Linked DNA regions of Homo sapiens: regions 1 and 2 are each linked to region 3. Evidence: chromatin loops called from intact Hi-C (ENCODE). Cell type or tissue: heart left ventricle. All regions are shown on one strand.

Region 1 (8,000 bases), 480 kb before region 3:
GTGGGATCCTGGGTGATGTAGCAAGACCCCATCTCTATGAAAAAAATAAGAAAATTAGCCAGGTATGGTGGTATATGCCTGTAGTCCCACCTACTTGGGAGACTGAGGTTGAAGGATCCCATGAGCCCAGGAGTTGGAGGCTGTAGCGATGGAGTGAGCCATTATCACACCACTGCACTACAGCATGGGTGCAGAGCGAGACCCCGTGTCCAATTGAAAAAAAAAAAAAAAAAGAGCAAGGAGCAGTGTAGTGTAGTAGGATAAGCCTGTGCTTTTGTTATCAGAAGTCATTTGGAATTTTGGCCTCATTCCTTAACCTGTTTGAACCTCACATTCCTCGTTTTTATAATGGGGATAACTACTAACTTAAAAGTGTTCAGAGGATTAAAGGAAGTACATATATATGGCACGTGAGTATCATTTCCCTCAGTCCTCATTTTTTGAACATAGAAGCTTAACATACATACAGAAAAGTGCACAAATCATAAGTATTTAGCTCACTGACATCACAGAGTGAACATACCTGTATGACGCGTCCAGCATGACTGGCACCCCAGAACCCACGCCACCCCTGTGTCTCGTTCCAGTCACTGTCCCCACAAGGATATCCTCTATTCTGAAGTCTAACACCAGAGAGTAGTTTTTCTTCTATTTTTAAAATTCTCCCCAAAAAAGTTTAAGGACAACTTACAAAAATACAAAAATTACACGATTTTAAGTAGGGAAATTGGGCTAAAGGAAAATAAAAGTTGAGGCCAGGAAAATAATCTTATCCACACAAACTGCATTACAGCAGGTCTTATACACTTAAGGATAAATAACAGATTTTGCTTCCTAGTTGTCAGTGTAAAGAAGGAAACAAGATCAAGTTCAGACTCCATGCGATAAACCTGAGGCAGCTACCCCTAATCTGGAGATCTAAGGAACCTTTCCCTCTAGTTCCCATAAAGAGAACACTACAACATGGCAAACTTAACAGTTTTACCAATAATAAACACAAGTATCAAAGCATTGTTTCTGATAATATAGCTTAACATAGATATAACCCCCAAAGGACTAGTCAAATAAGTGGATGAAGAGGACTGAAAGGGGCTGGTCTAGATGGGTTTAGAATCCCTAGAAGACTAACGGGCTGTTGGTCCTTCGGTCAGTTTTCCATCAATAGTGTTCTCAGTGGAGGGTTTGATGTGAATCTAGGAACCAGGAGGTCTAGGTTATTGTCCCTTAGAAGGGTAGCTATTGGGCAGACCATCCGGCCAAGAGACAAGTAAGAATGACTTCAGAGAAAGCAAAACAGGTTGATGAAGTCGTCTTCCTTTGCCAGTGGTTGGCTGGGCATATACCTGTGAATGGGGCCAACAGTTTCCTCCAAACACAACCTGGAGTTGTCTCTACCCACAGGAGTAATTATGCCCCAAATTCTAACCCCCATAAAGCCAGGCTGCAAAAGTTTTCATTTAGAATATTTAAAGGTGAAGCTGGGCATGGTGGCTCATGCTTGTAATCCCAGCACTTTGGGAGGCTGGGGTGGGCAGATCACATGAGGCCAAAAGTTGGAGACCAGCCTGGCCAACATGTTAAAACCCTGTCTCTGCTAAAAATACAAAAATTAGCTGGGCGTGGTGGTGCATGTCTGTAGTCCACTGTAGTCCCAGCTAATTGAGAGGCCGAGGCTCACTTGAACCCGGGAGGTGGAGGTTGCAGTGAGCCCAGGTTGTGCCACTGCACTCCAGCTTGGGTGACAGAGTAAGAGTCTGTCTCAAAAAATAAACAATAAAAACAATATTTAAAGCTGGTTTAATGACATGCCGACCTCTGACACTGAGCAAGTGGCCTCTCATATATTTAAGATACATTAAGATTAACTGCTGGTCGTGGTGGCTCATGCCTGTAATCCCAGCATTTTGGGAGGTTGAGGCAGGTGGATCATCTGAAGTCAGGAGTTCGAGACTAGCTTGGCCAACATGGCAAAATCTTGTCTCTACTAAAAATACAAAAAATTAGCTAGGCATGGTGCCTTTAGTCTCAGCTACTCGAGAAGCTGAGGCAGGAACCTGGGAGGTGGCGGTTGCAGTGAGCCAAGATCATGCCATTGCACTGTAGCCTGGGCAACAGAGTGAGACTCCATCTCTCTCTCTCTCTCTCTCTCTCTCTCTCTCTCTCTCTATATATATATATATATATATATATATATATATATATATATATAACTGTTTGTTTTTTTTTTTTCATGGCTGGGTCAGGGTTGGAAGTGGGCCCAGGCAGCTGCCAACTTTAAGATATGTTGATTGTAAAATGTACTTCTTGTTAAATTAATGAGGTGACCCAGTCCATCAGTATTTTAACTATGAGCCAGTAGATTGGTTCACAAGCATATTAAAGGCCAAACCTAAAAATGGCTTCAGTCTCATTGCCTCTAGGTTCTTGTGTTCATTCTCGCTGGACACATTTCCATCAGTGCACCCTAAATTAATACAACAGAGGATCAGGTTCTCCCACGTTTGGGTGCTTAGGGACTAGGAAAGCAAGACCATGGTTGGTTTAGTAGCAAACTGTGTGGAATCATATAGACTACAAAGAGTCAACCAATATTGCCTTGTCTTCACAGCCAGAAAACAGTCGCCGGAAACGTAGTGAGTACTGGCTAACAGTACTATAAAAAATAGTATAAATACTATATTATATTAAAATATCCTATATAGTACTATATGTTTCTTTTGAACTTTTCACATATATTAATACATATAGTATAGTGATGTGTGTGTGCGTGTGTATATATATATACACATACACACACACATACTCCATACAATAGTGCTAATACAATTTTATTACAGGATTTGGAATATGAATAAATGGGTTCAAGTGCAGGACTTACCCAGTACAAACTACCAACTTCTTTGAACTTCAGACTCCACATGTCTAAGACTGAGATCTTAGTACCTAGTACCTGGCAGGGCTGCTGCCAGGATTAAGTGAGATCATTCAGATGGGAGTGCTTGGTTTACTATAAAGTACCAGTCAAGTGTTAGTTATTTCTATTATTTTGTATTTCTCCAGAAAGTATATTGTTAGGTCGAAATGGTAGAGCAGCTCATGAACCAAGTCTTTTTCAAGAAGGTTTAATCTTGGGGTCCTTGTAAGGGCTCGGGATTTGAATGTTGTACCACAAGGTGGTGCTAGACATTAGATGTTTTTATTGGCCTTCTACTCCCATCTTAATTAGTTACATAGTGTTCTTTTTTTATTGTTACTGAAGAGCATGGATTATTACAAATGTTTTCTAGATTAACTTAAAAGCTCATAAGATCAATCCCATCTTAGTTATATAGTGTCCATTTTTTAATTGTCATTGAAGAGCATAGAAAATATTTATTACAAATGTGTTTTCTAGATCAACTTATGAGCTCATAAGATCAATTTTGGCCTCACTGGAGATTAGAAAGCAAGGGTGCTTTTACCTAATGTTCAGTCTACTTTCCCTTCTGAAGGTGTTTACTTTCAGTTAAATCTGGGAAGCATTTTAAGGTAATGTCTGTGATGGGCTCGAAAGGCGTCTGCAAGGCCCCCAGGACACTGGGGAGCATAAATACGTGCTGGACACCAATGAAGGGTCCTAATTTTTTTTTCCTGTGAGTAAATACCCCTTTGTACTTTCCTATCCCCAAATGGTTTTGTGGATTTGCTTTTACTGTTGTTTGGAATTAAGGCCAAAGCAGAGAAGGGTCTGCAGCACAGATAATTGTCTGCCTCACGCAGATATTATTTGTAGCTATCTTTGATAGCATTTGGTTCCCTATTTCACAGTTGTCAACTGAGGAAGGGAAAATTGTGAAATGAGTAAACCAAGACTGTTTTGCAGGGCCATGTTCTCTATTGGGGAGCAGACATTTCTCACAAATTTAAGTAAGTTCTGCTACTGAAACCAAATGTTCTATTAAAAAGAAAATTAGTAGGGCACAGTAGCATATGCCTGTAGTCCCAGCTACTTGGGAAGCTGAGGCAGGAGAATCACTTGAGGCCAGGTGTTCAAGGCTACAGTGCACTATGATCTCACCTGTGAATAAACCAGCCACTGCACTCCAGCCTGAGCAACATAGCAGGACCCTGTCTTTAAAATAAATAAATAAAAATTTAAAAATAAGGGCAGGGCAAGGTGGCTTACACCTGTAATCCCAGCACTTTGGGAGGCCGAGGCAGGCGGATCACCTGAAGTCAGGAGTTCGAGACCAGCCTAGCCAACATGGTGAGGCCCTGTCTCTACTTAAAAAAAAAAAAAAAAAAAATTAGCTGGGCATGATGGTGCGCATCTGTAATCCCAGGTACTCGGGAGGCTGAGGCAGATGAATTGCTTGAACCTGGGAGGCAGAGGTTGCAGTGAGCCTAGATCGCATCACTGTACTCCAGCCTGTGTGACAAGAGCAAAACTCCGTCTCAAATAAATAAGTAAAATAAATCAGATGTTTTTCACTTTTCCTTCCTGTCCTCCTCAAATGTGTGGTATTTCATTAAATTGTGTTCAATGGGTACCAGCTGGATGCAGGGCACTCTGGGGTCACTATGGCTGGAGTGCAGGGTAGGGGTGAAGGGATAGTGGGTGTCAGAGGCATTTGAACCAGAGTAACTCCATTTTGAATAGGGGCTGAGTAGAATGAGGCTGAGACCTGCTGGGCTGCATTCCCAGGAGGTTAAGGCATTCTTAGTCATAGGACGAGATAGGAGGTCAGCATAAGATATAGGTCATAAAAACCATGCTTATAAAGCAGGTTGTAATAAAGAAGCCAGCCAAATCCCAGCAAAACCAAGATGGCGACGAGAGTGACCTCTTGTCATCCTCACTGCTACAGTCCACCAGCCCCATCACAGTTTACAAATGCCATGGCAATGTCAGGAAGTTGCCCTTTATGATCTAAAAAGGGGAGGCATGAATAATCCACCCCTTGTTTAGCATATAATCAAGAAATAACCACAAAAATGGGCAACCAGCAGCCCTTGGGGCTACTCTGTTGAGTGACCATTCTTTATTCATTTACTTTCCTATAAATTTGCTTTCACTTTATGGACTCTGAATTATTTATTTTGCTAGATCCAAGAACCCTCTCTTGGGGTCTGGATTGGGATCCCTTCCCAGTAACATGCGCATGTGCTAGAAGGTAGGGAAACAGCTCCAGTCATATGTTCACTCAGCCAGAGTAAGATAAACTAGGAAAACAAATACACTCAGAAAACCAGGAGAAGGAAAAAGAGGAAGAAACGCTGTGGAAATCGTGAGTGCCATAACTGTCACTGTCATTTGGAAAGAATATTTTCACAGTGGAGGCATTATATTCTCTGGTCTGGGGCATGGCCACGGAGATGAGAACATGACACGTAGCTCCTTGGAGCATGTTGCCAAACATGTCTAGATCTATAAGAAAAATATCAGGACTGGCAAAATGAGACAACTCCTGAAAGAAAGAAACTGCTGACAAAATGGGCAAAATGGTCAATTCTAATTAGAAATAATTATAAATTAAATGAGGCCCAGCATGGTGGCTCATACCTATAATCCCAGCACTTTGGGAGGCTGAAGACAAGAAGATCACTTGAGACCAGGAGTTGGGAGACCAATCTGGGATACATAATGAGACCCCTACAAAAAAATTTTAAAAGCCAGTCATGGTGGCATATTCCTGAAGTCCTGGAACCACCTTTGCAAAATGTAACAGTGAGAAAATTACAACAGTGAAATAAATCTGACCTAACAGACTATATCTTGCTTCTAACCTCCAAGCTATCCTTGTTCATTCCTGAACTAACTTTAGGCTGAACTAACTTTGGGAGGAATTTAGTTTATAGTTTAACTTTGAAATGATGATAACAGCTCTTTCCTGAAATAAACCCTCTTCTTGCCTGGTGCCAGAGTGTCTTTTTAGGACGAATAAATTAGCCACAAGATTCGCAATTCCCCAATTACTCCTGCAATAACATCACTATTGTAGAACCTAAGATTGGCCTTTTGAGGTGTCTTTTCAGGTTTTTGCATTTCTTTTTTTTTTTCTTTTTCTTTTTTTTTTTTTTGAGATGGAATCTCACTCTGTTTCCCAGGCTGGAGTACAGTGGCACCCCATCTCGGCTCACTGCAACCTCCGCCTCCTCGGTTCAAGTGATTCTCCTGTCTCAGACTCCCAAGTAGCTGGGATTACAGGTGTGTGCCACCACGCCTGCTTAATTTTTGTATTTTTAGTGGAGAGGGGGTTTCACCATGTTGGCCAGGCCAATCTCAAACTCCTGACCTCAGGTGATCTGCCCGCCTCAGCTTCCCAGAGTGCTGGGATTACTGGTGTAAGCCACCATGCCCGGCCAGGTTTTTGCATTTCTGACGACTGCCACTCAGACCTGCCAGCTGTTCCTGTGGTCCCCACCCAGGAATCACTTCAGCCCAAGAGGATAGCTTCAACTCCATAAGATCTCATCTCTGACCCAACTAATGGGCACTCCCCATTCCCTAGCCCTGCTGCCCACCAAACTATCCTTGAAAAACCCTAGTCTGAATTTTTGGAGAGACTGTTTTGAGTAATAAAACTCTGGTCTCTCATTCAGCCGTGAATGAAAGTCTCTCCCCAGTGCAGTTTCTCTTGTCTTGACAGATTGGCTCTATCTGGGCAGCAAGCAAAATGAACCATTGTGTTACTGGAAAGAGGTCCCGATCTGGCTCTATCTGGGCAGCAAGCAAAATGAACCCATTGTGTTACTGGAAAGGGGTTCCAATCCAGACCCCAAGAGAGGGTTCTTGGACCTTGTGCAAGAAAGAATTCGGGGCGAGTTCATAGAGTAAAGTGAAAGCAAGTTTATTAGAGAAGTAAAGAAACAAAAGAATGGCTGGCTACTCCATAGGCACAGTAGTGGCATGGGCTGCCCCACTGAGTATACTTATAGTTATTTCTTGATCATATGCTAAATAAGGGGTAGGTTATTCATGAACGTTCTGGAAAAGGGGCGGGCAATTCCTAGAACTAAGGGTTTCTCCCCACTTAAGACCATATAGGGTAACTTCTAGGCATTTGTAAACTCATGGCACTGGTGGGCATGTGTTTTACCATGCTAATACATTATAATTAGTGTATTTTGAGCAGTGAGGATGACCAGAGATCACTTTTATTGCCATCTTGGTTTTGGTGGGTTTTGGCTGGCTTCTTTACCGCAACCAGTCTTATTAGCAGGGACTTTGTGACCTGTTTCTTTTTTTTCTTTCTTTCTTTTTTTTTTTTTTTTTTTTTGGCGTGAACATGGCTCACTGTATCCTTCACCTTTGAGGCTTTGTACATAACATTGTAAAACTGGGCCAGACACAATGGCTCATGCCTGTATTCCCAGCACTTTGGGAGGCTGAGATGGGTGGATCAGCTGAGCCCAGGAATTCGAGACCAGGCTGGACAATATGGTGAAACCCCATTTCTACAGAAAATACAAAACTGGGCTGGGCACGGTGGCTCACGCCTGTAATCCCAGCACTTTGGGAGGCCGAGGCGGGCGGATCACAAGGTCAGGAGATCGAGACCATCCTGGCTAACATGGTAAAACCCCATCTCTACTAAAAATATAAAAAATTAGCCAGGCGTGGTGGTGGGCGCCTGTAGTCCCAGCTACTCAGGAGGCTGAGGCAGGAGAATGGCGTGAACCCGGAAGGTGGAGCTTGCAGTGAGCCAAGATTGCGCCACTGCACTCCAGCCTGGGCGACAGAGTGAGACTCCATCTCAAAAAAAAAAAAGAAGAAAATACAAAACTGATCTGGGTGTGGTGGTGTGTGACTGTAGTCCCAGCTATTCAGGAAGCTGAGGTGGGAGGATCACCTGAGCCTGGGTAGGTTGAGGCTGCAGTGAGCTGATATCCAGCCATTGCACTCCATCACTCCAAAACTGTTCACAAGTATAGTTTCAGTTATGTTTAATGATAAATATTATTAAAGGATATGGAGATGCTATATGGGGGAAAAAACTTCACGCACAAGAAGGAAGCAA
Region 2 (8,000 bases), 140 kb before region 3:
GTCTTCCCAACAACCCATTTACACATGCAGAAATGAGTGAGTGGTGAAGTTAAGCTTGCTTAGGGTTGCACTGCTGGGTTTCCAGCCTAGGTCTGTCTGACTGCAAAACCCAAGCTGCCCTAGATTGTGTTGTATGTGGACACCCATGTTTCTAATGTGGAATGGGGTGTTTCATCCCTAGCAAGTGCCTCCTGTGGACTTTTAAGATGAAAAACTTCTGCCTAACTCTTCAGGAAGCCTAGCGTAGTTGTAAAAATACTTCAGAAAGCACTTCTGGTTTTAGCTCAGACACGTAGAGTTTGAAAGTTATCCTATCCTTACCACAAGAAAAAGCTGGGCAAACTCAAAAGCATTGGCCTTTCTTGGTCCCATTAGAGAGCTGAGTGTGCAGGTCAAACTGCCATCCCAAAATCTAGAGAGAGGTGAGTCCAGAGAGTGAGCAAGATCTAATTGCCTGGAGCAGAAGCCACGGGAGCCATAGCTAGTAGGAAAACTTAAATGGTAATTTTGATGAACTGCTGGAGGTTGAGTGTGGACTAGCATGGGAGGGAGCAACTCCCCCTCACCCCCAACGCTTTCCTGGGTTTTACCCTACTTGGTTCTATTGGTGAAGAGCTGAGGAAGACCCTCTGGTGACTCTGGCAGGGGAAAGGGAGAATCATCTTTGTAATCAGAGCCTTCTCCATAATAAAGCTTATTCCCCAGAGGAAAGCACTTTTTCACAGAGCCTTATCCATCTGGAGGAGGGCTGGGTCATGTAAGGGGGTACAAAGGGGAACTAAGAAACACTTGTGGGCCAGTGCGGTGGCTCACGCCTGTAATTCCAGCACTTTGGGAGGCCAAGGTGGGCAGATTGCTTGAGCCCGGGAGTTCAAGACCAGTCTGGGCAATATAGCAAAACCTCATCTTTACAAAAAATACAAAAATTAACCAGGCATTGTGGCACATGCCATAGTCCAAGCTACTCGGGGCTGAGGTGGGAGAATTGCTTGAGCCTGGGAAGTAGAGGCTGCAGTGAGCTGTGATTGCGCCACTGTACTGCGCTCTAGCCTGGGTGATAGAGCAAGACACTGCCTCAAAAAAAAAAAAAAAAAAGAAAAAGAAAAAAAAAGGAAAGAACACTTGTGTAGGTCACAGCCCAAGGACACAAGCCCACTAAAATGCTGAGATTTAATCGTAAGATTATAGAATGCTTCACCTCCCCCATGTTTTTCCACCACATCAACAGGACTCCAGGATAGTAACAGTGAATTATACCTGGAAGAGCTGCAAGACACGGACTCTCTCAGGAGGAATATCGAGGGAAGCCCAAAGGCAAGAGGAGATAAACACAAAGACACTAGAGGAACTGGAAGCCTCTGACACCTACAGCTATGGCAAACATTAAACACAGCTCTCAACTCTGAGCCAGATTAACATAAGTTCTCATTCTAGAGGCTTATTTACCCCAGTTCCTATGGCCCAATAGAGTGGATATTCTACCTTCAACAAAAAAATTATAAGCATGCTAAAAGGCAAGGAAAAAAATAAACCCAACAATCAGATGAAACAAAGCAAACATCAGAATCACACTCAGATATTGGAATTATCAGACAAGAAATTTAAAATGTGGTCTGTTAAGGGGTCTAATGGTAAAAGTAAACAACATACAAGAACAGATGGGTAATGTAAACAGACATAAGAAAACTAAGAATCATGCGAGGTGTGGTGGTTCACACTTGTAATCCCAGCAGTTTGGGAGGCTGAGGCAGGCAGATCACTTGAGGTCAGGAGTTTGAGACCAGCCAGGCCAACAAGGTGAAACCCCATCTCTACTAAAAATACAAAAATTAGACTGGGCACAGTGGCTCATGACTGTAATCACAGCACTTTGGGAGGCCAATGCGGGTGGATCACGAGGTCAGGAGTTCAAGACCAGCCTGGCCAACATGGTGAAACCCTGTCTCTACTAAAAATACAAAAACTAGCTGGGTGTGGTGGTGGGCACCTGTAATCTCAGCCACTTGGGAGGCTGAGGCAGGAGAATCATTTGAACCTGGGAGGCAGAGGTTGCAGTGAGCCAAGATAGTGCCATTGCACTCCAGCCTGGGTGACAGAGCGAGACTTCGTCTCAAAAAAAAAAAAAAAAAAAATTAGCCAGGCATGGTGGTGTGCACCTGTAGTCCCAGCTAAGTGGCAGAGGTGGGAGAATTGCTTGAGCCCAGGAGGTAGAGGTTGCAGTGAGCAGAGATTGCACCAGTGCACTCCAGGCTGGGTGACAGAGACTTTGTCTCAAAACAAACAAACAAACACCCTAAGAATCAAAAGGAAGTGCTAGAAGTTAAAACCTTAAATGAAAAATGCCTTAATGGGCTTATCAGTAGACTGTCCATAACCAAAGATTAAATGAATTTGAAGATAGGTCAACAGAAACTTCCCCACTAAAATGCAAAGAGAACCTCCATCACCCCGCCAGAACATTCGAGAACTATGAGGCAATTCCAGAAGACATAAAATGCATTTAACTTGAATACTAGAAAGAGAAAAGAGTGAAGAATAAATACCTGAACTAATAAATGGCTAAGAACTTTACAAAATTAATGACAGACATGAAATCACAGATCCAGGAGGCTCAGAGGACTCCAAGCAGGACAAATACAAAACATCTACAGATCTGCATTACCTTATTCTAACCCCGTAAACCAAACACCAAGAGAAAATTTGAAAGAAGCTAAAGGAAAAAGCCATCATACCTATAAATGTAATTGCATTTAATTACTTGTTTGAAACCATGCAAGCAAAAAAAGAGTGGAGTGAACTATTTAAATTGTTGAAAGAAAAACACCAGGGCCAGGCGCAGTGGCTCACGCCTGTAATCCCAGCACTTTGGGAAGCTGAGACGGGCGGATCATCTGAGGTCAGGAGTTTGATACCAGCCTGACCAACATGGAGAATCCCCGTCTCTACTGACAATACAAAATTAGCTGGGTGTAGTGGCGCATGCCTGTAAGTCCGGCTACTCGGGAGGCTGAGGCAGGAGAATCACTTGAACCTGGGAGGCGGAGGTTGCGGTGAGCCAAGATAGCACCATTGCACTCCAGAAGGGAGGGAGGGAAAGGAAAAACACTAACCTAGAATTCTAAATCTGGCAAAATCACTCTTCAAAAGAGAAGGAGAAATACCTTTCAGATCAAGAGTACTTCAGAAATGTATCTTTTTTTTTTTTGAGAGGGAGTCTTGCTCTGTCGCCCAGGCTGGAGTGCAGTGGCGCGATCTCGGCTCACTGCAACTTCCCGGGTTCGAGCGATCCTCCCACCTCAGTCTTCTGAGTAGCTGGGACCACAGGTGCTGCCACCACACCAGGCTAATTTTTGTATTTTCAGTAGAGACGGGGTTTCGCCATGTTGGGCAGGCTGGTCTCGAATTCCTGACCTCAAGCGATCCTTCCGCCTCGGCTTCCCCAAAGGCTGGGTTTACAGGCGGGAGCCACCGCGCCTGGCCCTAGAAATACATCTCACCCATAGTTTGTTTACGAAAAAATTGAGGTCCTGAGTTAAGTGGCTGAATTTAGGAAGGAATTGATCCCAAACCATCTTTTTTTCTTTTGCTAAGAAGTTTAAGTCAACGTCAGAAAGTGCAGTTTGAACTCTTCATGATAAAACTGGAGATGTTTGGGGAGAAAAATGGACAATACGTTCAATAGGACGTTATCAGCTGACTTGGTATCCAAACTGAGCTTTCCTGATTATTTCTTATTGCAATGTCTGACTTTTAGCCTATGTAAAAATATTTTCCCGTGGGTGGATGGGGAAATGACTAATTTACAGGACGCGACAACCTAAACCTTCCAAGGGGAAGGCGTCCTAAAGCGAAGCTGCACACACCGGTTCTCGCCGCGCCGGGTCGAAGGCCGCCTACAAGTCCCAGAGTGCTCCGCGGCGTGCGCTGCCCGCCGGGAAGCGTCTCCTGTGCGTCTGCGCGGGAAGTGGAACCTGGCTCTGGGGAGAAGCCGCGTGAGATCCGCGCGGGTGCTAGCTAGTCCTTTCTCGTCGCTGCTCGGCTCGCGGCCCGTGGGGTCGGCCCCGCCACCGTTGCCGCCATGCCCATGAAGGGCCGCTTCCCCATCCGCCGCACCCTGCAATATCTGAGCCAGGGGAACGTGGTGTTCAAGGACTCCGTGAAGGTCATGACAGTGAATTACAACACGCATGGGGAGCTGGGCGAGGGCGCCAGGTCAGTCGCAGCCCCGGCCGCCTGGCGAGCCGTAACCTGCTAGTCGTGCCAGCCTGCTGGTAACGTGAGGTCCCGAGTCGCTCTGGGCGGCCGTTCATCCCCGGGGCGGGCCCCCCAGGTCGGCGCTGTTACCCCCATTTTACAGAGGTCCAGACTGAGGCGGACGGCGGGGCCCCCGCCGGGCCGGCTGCAGTCGTGACGAGGTTTGGGGGGCGGAGGACAAGAACCCCACTCCTGGATCTCCTTCCTCCGGCGCGGTGGGCGAGGCTGACCCGAGGGAGGCCACCAGTTCCCTTGGCCCCTCTGGCCAGCAAGGCAAGCGCTGGGGAGGGGCAGCCGCAGATCCTTTCGGGGTGACGGGGGTGACACCCCAGGACGAATCTGAGGATAAAATGAGAGAAATAACAGCGGCGAACACTGATCATATCTCGCACAGTTCTGAATGCTTCTCGCGCTTTCTTTTTTCTGATGCCTAGAGAAACCCCAGCTTATCCCCACTCTAAGGCTGGGGAAGCGCACAGAGAGGTTAAGTAACTTGCAGCTCCACGAGACACCATGCCAGCCGGTGAGCGGTGAGCCGGGCAGTGTGGCCGCTTCCTTCGGGACTCAAGGTTTGGAAGGAAGTGATTAATTATGTCAGCTGTGCAGCGGCAGACCCTACCCCGACTAGAAGGAACTGTAGGGAACGCCTAGGATGTCTTTCAGCTTGGAGCAGAGTAGGGACTCATTGAATGGCAGTTGGCAAGTGAAAGGTTTGGATTGACCCTGAGGCAGCCCTAAGCAGTGCCTTAGGCTCTGCAGGTATGAAGTCTACATTTATTGAGTACACTCTGAGTGCTAGGCTGTGTGCTGTGTGCTGGGAGTTCAGCAGTGATGGAGGAGGCAGCCTTAGCCCGCAGAAACTTTGGGACTTGGGTGTATGTTGGATCAAAATGAGGCGTGGGGGCGGGGAGCAACTTCTTGTGGGGCATGGTCCCCTTGGTGACGGACCTTCACTGCATGGCCCTTCAAGAGATCCGGAAGCCGCTTCCTAGCCATTTGCTCTGCGCAGGTGAATCTGATAACTTGGACCTGCTTGCCTGGAATCAGCTGGCTTGATGGCTTCCTGGAAGACTTGGTCTTGGTCTTAGGGTGTATGGGCACCCAGATACTCCTTCATAACCTACTGCACAACTGTGCACACCTTTGTCCCCGGGCAACTGCCAGGCAGATAATGGGAAGGGGTGGGGGTCTCGGTGCGGCCCGCAGCGAGCTGGAGAGCACATGCCCTATCCAGAGGGCCCTTCACTGTTTGGCATTGTGGGCTCCGTGGAGAATTTCTCATTTGTCAAGAAGCTGAAATCTAGGTTTTTATGTAAATCTCTGGCTTTTAAATGGCCAGCCAATCAAAATAAGCCTGTGAGCCTCTTACTTACATTCTCAGATATTTTAATGTCCTCTAGGTAAATGGGATACAAACAGCCATTCACTGTTTCTTTGTTCCTGGTGGTAGGGGCTGGCCTGTGCCACCTGTGCCCTCTGTGATCTTGTACCCGTGGGTTGGAGTCTGTCTGCCTTGCTCTGGCTAGCCGCAGTCCTCCCCCAATCCCCAGCCCTTGTTTGTTCATGTGCCCTCAGCCCTTCAGCTGCCCCACTGGGACCTACCTCCATCCCAAGTGCCTGCGACCGGTCCAGCCAGTCTTTGGGTACCTGCTGGGGGCAATGGGAAGGTGCCTTATTTAGTATTTGAGGGCCAAGTCCTTACTCACCTCTGCCAGGTGTTCTACCCTGAACAAGTGGTCCCCAAGCCTCAGGGTGAATTTGATGGTGACAGAACAGTGTGATCGAAGGCCAGACTAATCAGCCCAGTTAGACCTGGGGCAGTTTACTTAACTTCTGACCTTAGTTTCCTTAAATTGTAAAACCCCACCTTCTGGGGTTGGAGAGTCAGGTGCCTAGCAAAGTGTCTGGCATATACAGCAGTTGCTCAACTCAAGGTTCCTGCCATTATTAACTTTCTTTTTTTTTTTTTTTCAATTGATCATTCTTGGGTGTTTCTCGCAGAGGGGGATTTGGCAGGGTCATAGGACAATAGTGGAGGGAAGGTCAGCAGATAAACAAGTGAACAAAGGTCTCTGGTTTTCCTAGGCAGAGTGTTTGTGTCCCTGGGTACTTGAGATTAGGGAGTGGTGATGACTCTTAACGAGCATGCTGCTTTCAAGCATCTGTTTAACAAAGCACATCTTGTACCGCCCTTAATCCATTTAACCCTGAGTGGACACAGCACATGTTTCAGAGAGCACAGGGTTGGGGGTAAGGTCACAGATCAACAGGATCCCAAGGCAGAAGAATTTTTCTTAGTACAGAACAAAATGAAAAGTCTCCCATGTCTACCTCTTTCCACACAGACACGGCAACCATCCGATTTCTCAATCTTTTCCCCACCTTTCCCCCCTTTCTATTCCACAAAACTGCCATTGTCATCATGGCCCGTTCTCAATGAGCTGTTGGGCACACCTCCCAGATGGGGTGGTGGCCGGGCAGAGGGGCTCCTCACTTCCCAGTAGGGGCGGCCGGGCAGAGGCGCCCCTCACCTCCTGGACGGGGCGGCTGGCCGGGCAGGGGGCTGACCCCCCCCACCTCCCTCCCGGATGGGGCGGCTGGCCGGGCGGGGGGCTGACCCCCCACCTCCCTCCCGGACGGGGCGGCCTGGCCGGGCAGAGGGGCTCCTCACTTCCCAGTAGGGGCGGCCCGGGCAGAGGCGCCCCCTCACCTCCTGGACGGGGCGGCTGGCCGGGCGGGGGGCTGACCCCCTGACCTCCCCTCCCGGACCGGGCGGCTGGCCCGGGCCAGAGGGGCTCCTCACTTCGCATTAGGGGCGGCAGGCAGAGGTGCCCCTCACCTCCCAGTACGGGGCGGCTGGCCGGGCGGGGGGCTGACCCGCCGCACTCCCTCCCGGATGGGGCGGCTGGCCGGGCGGCTGAGCCCCCTACCTCCCTCCCAGACGGGGCGGCTGGCCTGGCGGGGGCTGACCCCCAACTCCCTCCCGGACGGGGCGGCTGCCGGGCGGAGACGCTCCTCACTTCCCAGACGGGGCGGCTGCCGGGCGGAGGGGCTCCTCACTTCTCAGACGGGGCGGCTGCCGGGCGGAGGGGCTCCTCACTTCTCAGACAGGGCGGCTGCCGGGCGGAGGGTCTCCTCCCTTCTCAGACGGGGTGGCTGGGCAGAGATGCTCCTCACCTCCCAGACGGGGTCGCGGCCGGGCAGAGGCGCTCCTCACATCCCAGATGGGGCGGCGGGGCAAAGGCGCTCCCCACATCTCAGACGATGGGCGGCCGGGCAGAGACGCTCCTCACTTTCCAGGCTGGGCAGCCAGGCAGAGGGGCTCCTCACATCCCAGATGATGGGCGGCCAGGCAGAGACGCTCCTCACTTCCCAGACGGGGTGGTGGCCGGGCAGAGGCTGCACTCTGGACACTTTGGGAGGCCAAGGCAGGCGGCTGGGAGGTGGAGGCTATAGCGAGCCGAGATCATGCCACTGCACTCCAGCCTGGGCACCATTGAGCACTGAGTGAACCAGACACCGTCTGCAATCCCGGCACCTCTGGAGGCCGAGGCTGGCGGATCACTCGCGGTTAGGAGCTGGAGACCAGCCCGGCCAACACAGCGAAACCCCGTCTCCACCAAAAAAATACGAAAACCAGTCAGGCGTGGCAGCGCGCGCCTGCAATCGCAGGCGCTGGGCAGGCTGAGGCAGGAGAATCAGGCAGGGAGGTTGCAGTGAGCCGAGATGGCAGCAGTACAGTCCAG
Region 3 (8,000 bases):
AGGTTGGAGGACTTACACAACCTGACTTCAAGACTTACTATAAAGTTACAGTATTTGTGACAGTTTGGTACTGGCATAAGGATTGGTAAATATATGAATGAAACACAATGGAAAGTCCAGAAATAGACCTCTATTTATTCAATCATTTGAGACTTAACAAAGACACTGAAGCAATCCAATAGGGAGAGGCAAGTCTTTTCAACAAATGGTGCTGGAACAACTGGATATCCATAATGAAAAAAAGGAACCTCAACTCCCATGTCATACCACACACAAAAATTAATTTGAGATAGACCTAGAAGTAAAAGCTAAAACATTAATGCTTTCAGAAAATAGAGGAAAATAACTTTGTAGCTTGCGTAGACAAAAATGCCTTAGCACACAGAAAGCAACAGTCATAAAAGGAAACACTGACAAAGTAGACTTCCTCAAAGTTATAAACTGCTGTTCACCAAAAGATTCATTCATTCATTCATTAGAAAATGAACAGGGAAGCCACAGACAGGCAGAGAATATTTGTAAAACATTTATCTGACAAAAGCCTGGTATACAGGATACAGAAAGAAATCCTATAACTTAATCACAGTACAACCTACTTTAAAAAAAGTGGACAAGAGATCTGAATAGACACTTCTCAAATGGAAATATGAGTGGCCAATAAGCACATGAAAGCAATCATGTGCTTAATATCAGTAGTTACTAGGGAAATCTAAATTAAAACAACATTGAGTTACCTCAACACTCCCCACCAGAATGGCTAAAATTTTAAAGCCTGACAACACCAAGTGTTAGCAATGATGTGGAGCAACCAGAACTCAAATTCACACACGTTGTTGGGGGAGTGTAAAATGGCACACCACTTTGGAAAAAGGCCTCACAATTCCTTATAAACCAAATATATGCCTGCCTTATGATCCATCAATTCCAATCCTAGGTAATGACCCAAGTGAAATAAAAATTTATGTTCCCACAAAAACCTGTATGAAAATGTTTAAAGCAGCTTTATTCATAATCACCAAAACCTAGAAGCAATCCAAATGTCCTTTGACTGGTGAACAGCTAAACAAAACTGGTATATTCACAAAATGGAAGACTACTCAGCCTTAAAAAGAAGTGAACTACTGCTATATGCAACAACATAAATGAATCTCAAAAACATCATGGTTAATGGAAGTCACACATGATTCCATCTGTTTGAGGATCAAGAGGCAAAACTAATCTATGGTGGAAAAGAATTGGAACAGGGTGTTGCCTCTGGGGACAGGATGATAGTGGCAATTTGTAGGTGTGTGCATTAATCAAAACTCACCAAATAGTATATTTGAGATTTGTGCACTTCATTATATATAAATTAGACCTCAAAAGGCAAAAAAAAGGTACAAAAACATTGAATTCATAGGGTTAAGTATATTTTGAAAAACATCAAAAAGTAAAAGGTATAGAAGGATGAATAGATAGGTACTTGATAAAAGAAATGTAGGAAATGTTAATTGTACAATCCAGTTAATGGTCATATGATAGTTCACTGTAAAATTATTATTATTATTTTTTAAGACAGTCTTGCTCTGTTGCCCAGGCTGGAGTGCAATGGTGTGATCTTGGCCCACTGTAACCTCTACCTCCCGGGTTCAAACGATTCTCCTGCCTCGGCCTCCTAAGTAGTTGAGACTACAGGTGCGTGCCACCATCCCTGGCTAATTTTTGTATTTTTAGTAGAGACGAGGTTTTGCCATGTTGGCCAGGCTGTTCTCTAACTCCTGGCCTCAAGTGATCCTCCTGCCTCAGCCTCTCAAAGGGCTGGGATTACAGGCATGAGCCACCATGCCCGGCTAGTTCACTGTAAAATTCTTTCAACATTCCTTTATGTTTGAAAATATTTATAAACAATAAATATAATAAAGAATAAAATGTTGAAAAAAATAGGCTGGGCACAGTGGCTTACACCTGTAATCCCAACACTTTGGGAGGCCAAGGTGGGAGGATCACTTGAGACCAGCAGTTCGAGAACAGCCTGAGCAATATAGTGAGACTGCCCCTACAAAAAATAAAAAAATTGGCCAGGTGTGGTGGCTCACGCCTGTAATCCCAGCACTTTGGAAGCCAAGGTGGGTGGATCATGAGGTCAAGAGATCGAGACCATCCTGGCCAACATGGTGAAACCTCGTCTCTACTAAAAATGCAAAAATTAGCTGGGCGTGGTGGTGGGCGCCTGTAGTCCCAGCTACTCAGGAGGCTGAGGCAGGAGAATCACTTGAACCCGGGAGGTGGAGGTTGCAGTGAGCCAAGATTGCACCACTGCACTCCAGCCTGGTGACAGAGTGAGTCTCCATCTCAAAAAAAAAAATTAAAAAAAAAAAAAAAATTAGCTAGGCCTGGCGTCACACACTTGTGGTCCCAGCTTCTTGGGAGGCTGAGCTGGGGGGGATGGCTTGAGTCCAGGAGTTCAAAGCTGCAGTGAACAGTGATCACACCACTGCACTCCAGCCTTGGACAACGAAGCAAGACCCTGTCTTGAAACAAACAGAAAATGTTGGAAAAAATAAAGATTCCTATGTATTTTTGATAGTCGCTTTTTCCCAGGACTGTTACTAAATAGCAAGTTGCATCAGCTCTGGGCCACCTCAGGGTACATGATAGGGGTGCACAGTGGTGTAGACAGTGCAAACCAGCTATCCACTTCATCAGAACCTTTTTTTCTTTGATGGTATTTGAAAGCTTTATTCCATCGCTGGAACAGGTTGAGAAATTATGTAAATTCCTCTTTCTAGAAGAAACTGTTTTGGAGTCATACTTAAGTCCATCATTCATTCATTCATTCATTCATTCATTTTATTTTTCGTTGAGATAGGGTTTCACTATGTTGCTCCGGCTGGTCTCGAACTCCTGGCCTCAAGAGATCCTCAGCCTCCCAAAGTCCTGGGATTACAGGCGTGAACCACCATGCCAGGCCCCTAAATCCACCTTTTAAAATAAGCTTATGCTGTCACTTCCATGACAACTGTTCAGTTTGTTTTGGAAAGATAAAAATCCCCCACAGTGTGGAAGACCCCACCTGTGGACACAGGCAAAGGCCCCTCAGGGTGGGGTGCAGCTTACCGGGTACCCAAGCCGCTCAGGCCTATGGCAGATCCCCTGTCTGCCTGCTTTGCTTAGAGTAAACAGATGTGGGGCCTTGCTAAGTGTTTAAGTATGGCTCCAAAGCAATTTCTTCTAGAAAGCCATCCTCTGTGATCCCTGGGAATGGGCACACGGCAACCTTCACAGTTGCAGGTCCTTCCAGAGGGAAGCTTCATGCCCCAAAGAAGGAAGTGCCTTTTGCACATTTGCTAGCATCTGTGGCCAGGGGAGAAGAGCCAGCCCTGACATGCATATCCCAGTGGAGCAAAGCACCCACCCTCTGCAGCTCGTCAGAATACATTTAACTCCCATTTTCAAAGCTGAAACTATGCCTGACCACCTAGAAGCCACCAGCTGGTGAAGCATGGAGATAGAAATGTTTCACATTATCCAACAGGTTCAGCCTGGGTCAGGGCCAGACAGCACCCTGCTACACAACCATGGCCACACATCTGTCTACTCTGGAAGTAAGCTTGATTTCCAAGGCTCTCTCACCTAAAGTAAGATATTCTATAAAATATAGATTTCAGTTTTCTTTAGAAGAATTACTAGAGTTACCCTATAAAAGAAATGGACAGACAAAAAGGGAGTAGCTTCCTCCACACTGCTGAATTTTGCCCCAAGCAATCTAAGCAGACAGTAGGAAGGTGTTTTCTTTTGTGGCATGGCTGGCTTGTTCCATCTTTGTCCTAGATGCTGGGCCTGTGCCATTTAAACACTTTGCGGCACAGCTTGGCATGTCCGTACCTTCTTATATCCACAAAGAAACTGCAAATTCCTTAGATTTTGAAGTGATATGTGGTTGTGTAGCCACAGCAACATTGAGCACATGGCATTGCTCACTAAAGACTTGACTGCCACCAGAACTGGCTCAGCAGCCAGGACTCACACAGCTTTGCAAGTGACAGGATGTGTGCAGGCCCCAGGGGGTCATTTCACAGGAGAGAGGAGAGGGGAGAGAGTGCAGATCACTACTACCTCACTGGCCATGTAGGTGTAGAGAACTTTGCCTTTGATGACAAACCAGAGCTTCTTCCAGTGCCGCTTGCCCCTCTTACACCGGCTGAGATAGCCACTGATGGCAGAGCCCTCTCCAGAGGCAGCCACCTGGCAGGAGGGAAGCAGAGCGGTCAGCCCACCCCGGTGGTCAGGCACAGTTCAAACAGAGCACAATTCAAAATGACACTGCAAACCATTTGGCTGACTACTTATACTGCTTTGACACTGGATAAGGTCTCAGGATCTATCCAGTACCAAAGTCAGCAAGATAGTGCTTCATGCTTTGAGAAACAGGATTTAATGAATGGACCCAGCTGACTTTGGGAATGCTGATGCTGCCCTCTAGTGGTTTTTCAGATTCTTGGTTCCCTCTCAACCTAAGCCCCTCAACTCAAGAAACTTCGTTCAGGTACTTCGGCGAAAGGTTCTTCCTTCTAAAATTAACTCTTGCACTTTCAACTTATCTCTTCCTCACATTTAGGGAGGGATCCTCTTTGTACTGTTGCCTAAAAGGTATTATAGTCTCCTGCCTAGTGGGGTGTGTGCAGCGTTAAGTCCTTTTATTATTATTACTACTCTTTGTGGTGGCGGGGGGTAGTAGTATTCTGTCCACAGGCTTTATGTGGTGAGGAACGCAGGCTTGGAGTTAATACCAACCTGGATTTCCCATTCAGGCTCTACCAATTACTAGGTGGTTAATGATGAGCAATTTGCTGACTTCTTCTAAGTCTCAATTTCCTTACTAGTAAAAGAGGAATGCAATGTAAAAAATGTGAGGTTTATACATATATGTGATTATGAAATGATCTCTAAGACAAATTAAGTGGAGAAAACAGAAGAGATTCTGTATAATATGTTGTCTTCTGGGTAGAAAAAGAAGATCTATGAATGTACATCTGTATTATGTATGTGCATGAAAATTTCCACAAGGTTCCATAAGAAACTTGATGGCAGTGGGATTGAGGGAGGCTGGGAAGGATGAGAAACTCACTTTTCATCATATGTGCTGTTTTGTACTTTTTTGGGAAAAATGTTTAACCATGTATGTGTTTTTTTTTTTTTTTTTTTTTTTTTTTTGAGACAGAGTCTTGCTGTGTCGCCAGGCTGGTGTGCAGTGGCGCCATCTCAGCTCACTGCAACCTTCACCTCCCTGAGGTTCAAGCGATTCTCCTGCCTCAGCCTCCCGAGTAGCTGGGACTACAGCTGCATGACACCACACCCGGCTGATTTTTGTATTTTTAGTAGAGATGGGGTTTCACTGTGTTAGCCAAGATGGTCTGGATCTCCCGACCTCGTGATCTGCCCACCTCAGCCTCCCAAAGTGCTGGGATTACAGGCGTGAGCCACCGCGCCCGGCCGTATGTGTGATTTCCAAGATTTTTAATTTGCAAAAGGAACAAGTTAATGGATAAAACTGTACCTATTTAAATTTTCCATTCCCTAACACTTTTTTAAACCCTTGCTACCTGCTACTTGATATTAATGGACTAACTTGGAAGCAGCTGATCACACTTGTGGACTCCTTGTGTATTCACAGACATACATTGGTCTGTGGTTGTGAATGGAAATACAGACATACAATCTGGTCCTATTTGTGGGATACAATTGAGTTTAGCCAGTTCTGAAGTTTCCTGCGGAGCCCATGGCCTCCAGGGACGTCAACACCTGAGCCGGGTTGGGACCCCTAGGATGAGGGGATGACATGGAAGGACCAACACAGGAATTTGGCTCCTTTAGAATGAAGAGCCCCCGTGATCTGTGCAGTCTGCTTGGGTACTAGATCTAAGCTATGGGGCAGGAGAAAAAGGAGAGAAAAGAAAGAGGAGGAGGGGAGAGGTAGAGAGAAGGATGGGAAAGATGTCGCCTAGCACCATCACTGTCAAGTCGGTCCTCGTAGCTGGGATGCTTCCATTAGGAATGCTCTGTCTGGAAGAGACTGGTCAGGCTGGGACAGGGCAGGGTCTGACTCCGTCTACCCAGGATGACCATGAACCTTCCAAATGCCCTACTTCCCACTTGGGTAGCCCTGCCTGCTTTACCTCTGTCAGGGCTGAAGGGACTTTCTTCTGCTTCTTGAAGGTCGAGGGGTTAATGCTCTGGAAGACGGATGAAAAGGCACTGCCCGAGAAGCGGGGTGAAGACAGCGGGAAGCTCATGCTCACAGGCCGCTCTGTAACTGAAAGAAGCCACATGGAAGGGAGGTGAGAGGCGTGCCTGCGGCTTGTCTTTGGAACACTGATTCCTGTAAAATCCCTCTAGGAATGTGAGCCATGGGGGTTAAGTGGGACCTGAAAGTCAAGCACTCTTCCTCCCTCCCTCCTGCAGGAACAGACAAAGGCTATGGGGGCTGGGGAGGGGACGCTTTTCCAGGGCGCTGGACAGCCCTTCACCTCCAGGCCTCCAGGTAGCAGGGACTGGGCTGTCTTCTCTGATGACCTTAGTCCAGCCCCGTGGAGTGGAGGCCAGGGAAAGACTTTAGTTTTAGGCCCAAGATACACCTGCTCTCCTTCCTGGGAACTTGACCCTGCTTGGGCAAGGCCTGTCCCTTCAGCACTGACCAGGTCTCTCAGGGGCCGGCTCAGCTTCCCAAGGCTCCTGTGTGGAACAGCTTCACCCCTCCCTGACCCCAGCTCCTCTGCTGCCACGCTTATATAGTCCTTAGTCCCAGAAAGGCGCTACAGGCACAGGCCTATAGGATACTTGACAAGAGGGCCTCTATGGTAAAGGACACAGGAGCTCCCTGCCTCTGTCCCCTTACACACACACTGATTCCTAAGCTTAGCTACCCACAGAGCTCTTCTTCTGGGGACACCGATCAATTTTCCACAGAATCCACATATTGGAAAATGGTGCCCGAACCTCTGTTTCCTCCCTCCATGGAGTGAATAACTCCCTCCAGGGAAAGCGGTTTCAGGCATGAACCATGGACCACAGAGAAGCCACTGGAGCCTGGGGAGAAGCCACCAGGCCACTTGGAAGAAGGCAAGTGGTCCCCAGGTTACCTCTCATCAGGCCCGGGACAGCCCTGCCCCGCTTCTTCAGCTCCCCGAAGCAGCCGTCGCAGACCTTGGCCATCCTGTCCTTCAGGTACTTCAGCGGGTACTTGTTCCGCGAACAGTTCCGGCACACGATCTGCAGGCCCAGGTGGGAAGATTCTCACCCCTCTCAGTGCATGCAAAGGAGACCTGCACCCCTCCCCTCCGCTCCCTCTGCTAATCCACCCACAACTGCCCCTAGGGAGCCCCAGGTTCTGATCATGGAGCTGTGCGTGTCCCCTACTTTTCCGGCAAGGCTTCATCTTGTTTCTGAGCCAGCGCCTATCTGCTTTTCTGATGAGCCCGCGCCCTTAACCACTACATGATACTTTTTTCTCCAAGCACAATAGCCACGTATGCTACGGTTTTCTGTTGAAAACGTGGTGGTGTGGAAGAGGCCTGGGACTTGGAGCTCTGGTTTGATGATCTATAAAATGGGAATTAGCAATCTGTTCCTCTCGGGTTGGTGTGAACATGCCTCACTCTGGGGCTTACAGTAGCTGCTGGACATCCCTGAGCCCCCGGCTGGGCAGGGACATGCCCTTCCCCCACCCCACCCCCATGCACACACTCACCCCAGATGCAGCGACTCACCTTGCCACAGGCGTGACAGTGATGACGCCGCAGGGTGAGGGAGAAGTCGCAGCCGCAGTTCATGCACATCATGACGTGTGTGACAGGCACCAGGGTGGGGGGCCTCTCCCCAAGGCTAACCCCCAGCCTCTCTCGTATCTGCAGCAACAGAATTGGCTGAGTAATGTGGAATGTGGCCAGGAGACCAGCCAGATGCAGAGCCCAGTGAGCCCTGCCCTGCGTCTCTGTGCAGGGTGTGTGATGTGTGGGTGAGTG

What was found. A loop is a pair of places that touch in the nucleus more often than their neighbours do. Peaks named below come from ENCODE experiments on the same cell type or tissue, not always from the same donor. Only the 100,000 strongest peaks of a DNase experiment are listed, where the experiment ranks them.
Region 1: a loop joins it to region 3, with 4 times the contacts of the local background. A loop is called at or near these places in 5 of 110 quality-filtered maps.
Region 2: it touches region 3 in a loop (2.7-fold over the local background); 19 of 110 quality-filtered maps call a loop at or near these places.

What each region holds. Positions count from the first base shown.
Region 1 is chr3:15,400,796-15,408,795 of GRCh38, reverse strand. It overlaps a transcript of METTL6 not described here. Among named protein-coding and RNA genes, the nearest start is that of METTL6, 23 kb to the left of the region's middle. In heart left ventricle, a CTCF peak has its summit at 3,174 (motif pointing right); no DNase peak of the experiment used is centred here.
Region 2 is chr3:15,061,273-15,069,272 of GRCh38, reverse strand. It overlaps MRPS25 (mitochondrial ribosomal protein S25), which reads left to right and starts at 3,958. Exons shown (of 4, transcript NM_022497.5): 1 at 3,958-4,212. The coding sequence starts at 4,079. RefSeq lists an enhancer at 3,799-3,978. In heart left ventricle, no CTCF peak of the experiment used is centred here; DNase peaks (open chromatin) are centred at 3,942 and 4,332; H3K4me3 peaks cover 3,130 bases; H3K27ac peaks cover 1,345 bases.
Region 3 is chr3:14,922,294-14,930,293 of GRCh38, reverse strand. FGD5 (FYVE, RhoGEF and PH domain containing 5) reads right to left here. Exons shown (of 20, transcript NM_152536.4): 15 at 7,746-7,883; 16 at 7,119-7,248; 17 at 6,156-6,286; 18 at 4,096-4,224. LOC105376963 (a long non-coding RNA gene) reads left to right here and starts at 6,232. Exons shown (of 4, transcript XR_007095829.1): 1 at 6,232-6,317; 2 at 6,946-7,993. RefSeq lists silencers at 4,358-4,652, 5,930-6,109 and an enhancer at 6,954-8,000. In heart left ventricle, a CTCF peak has its summit at 4,462 (motif pointing left); no DNase peak of the experiment used is centred here.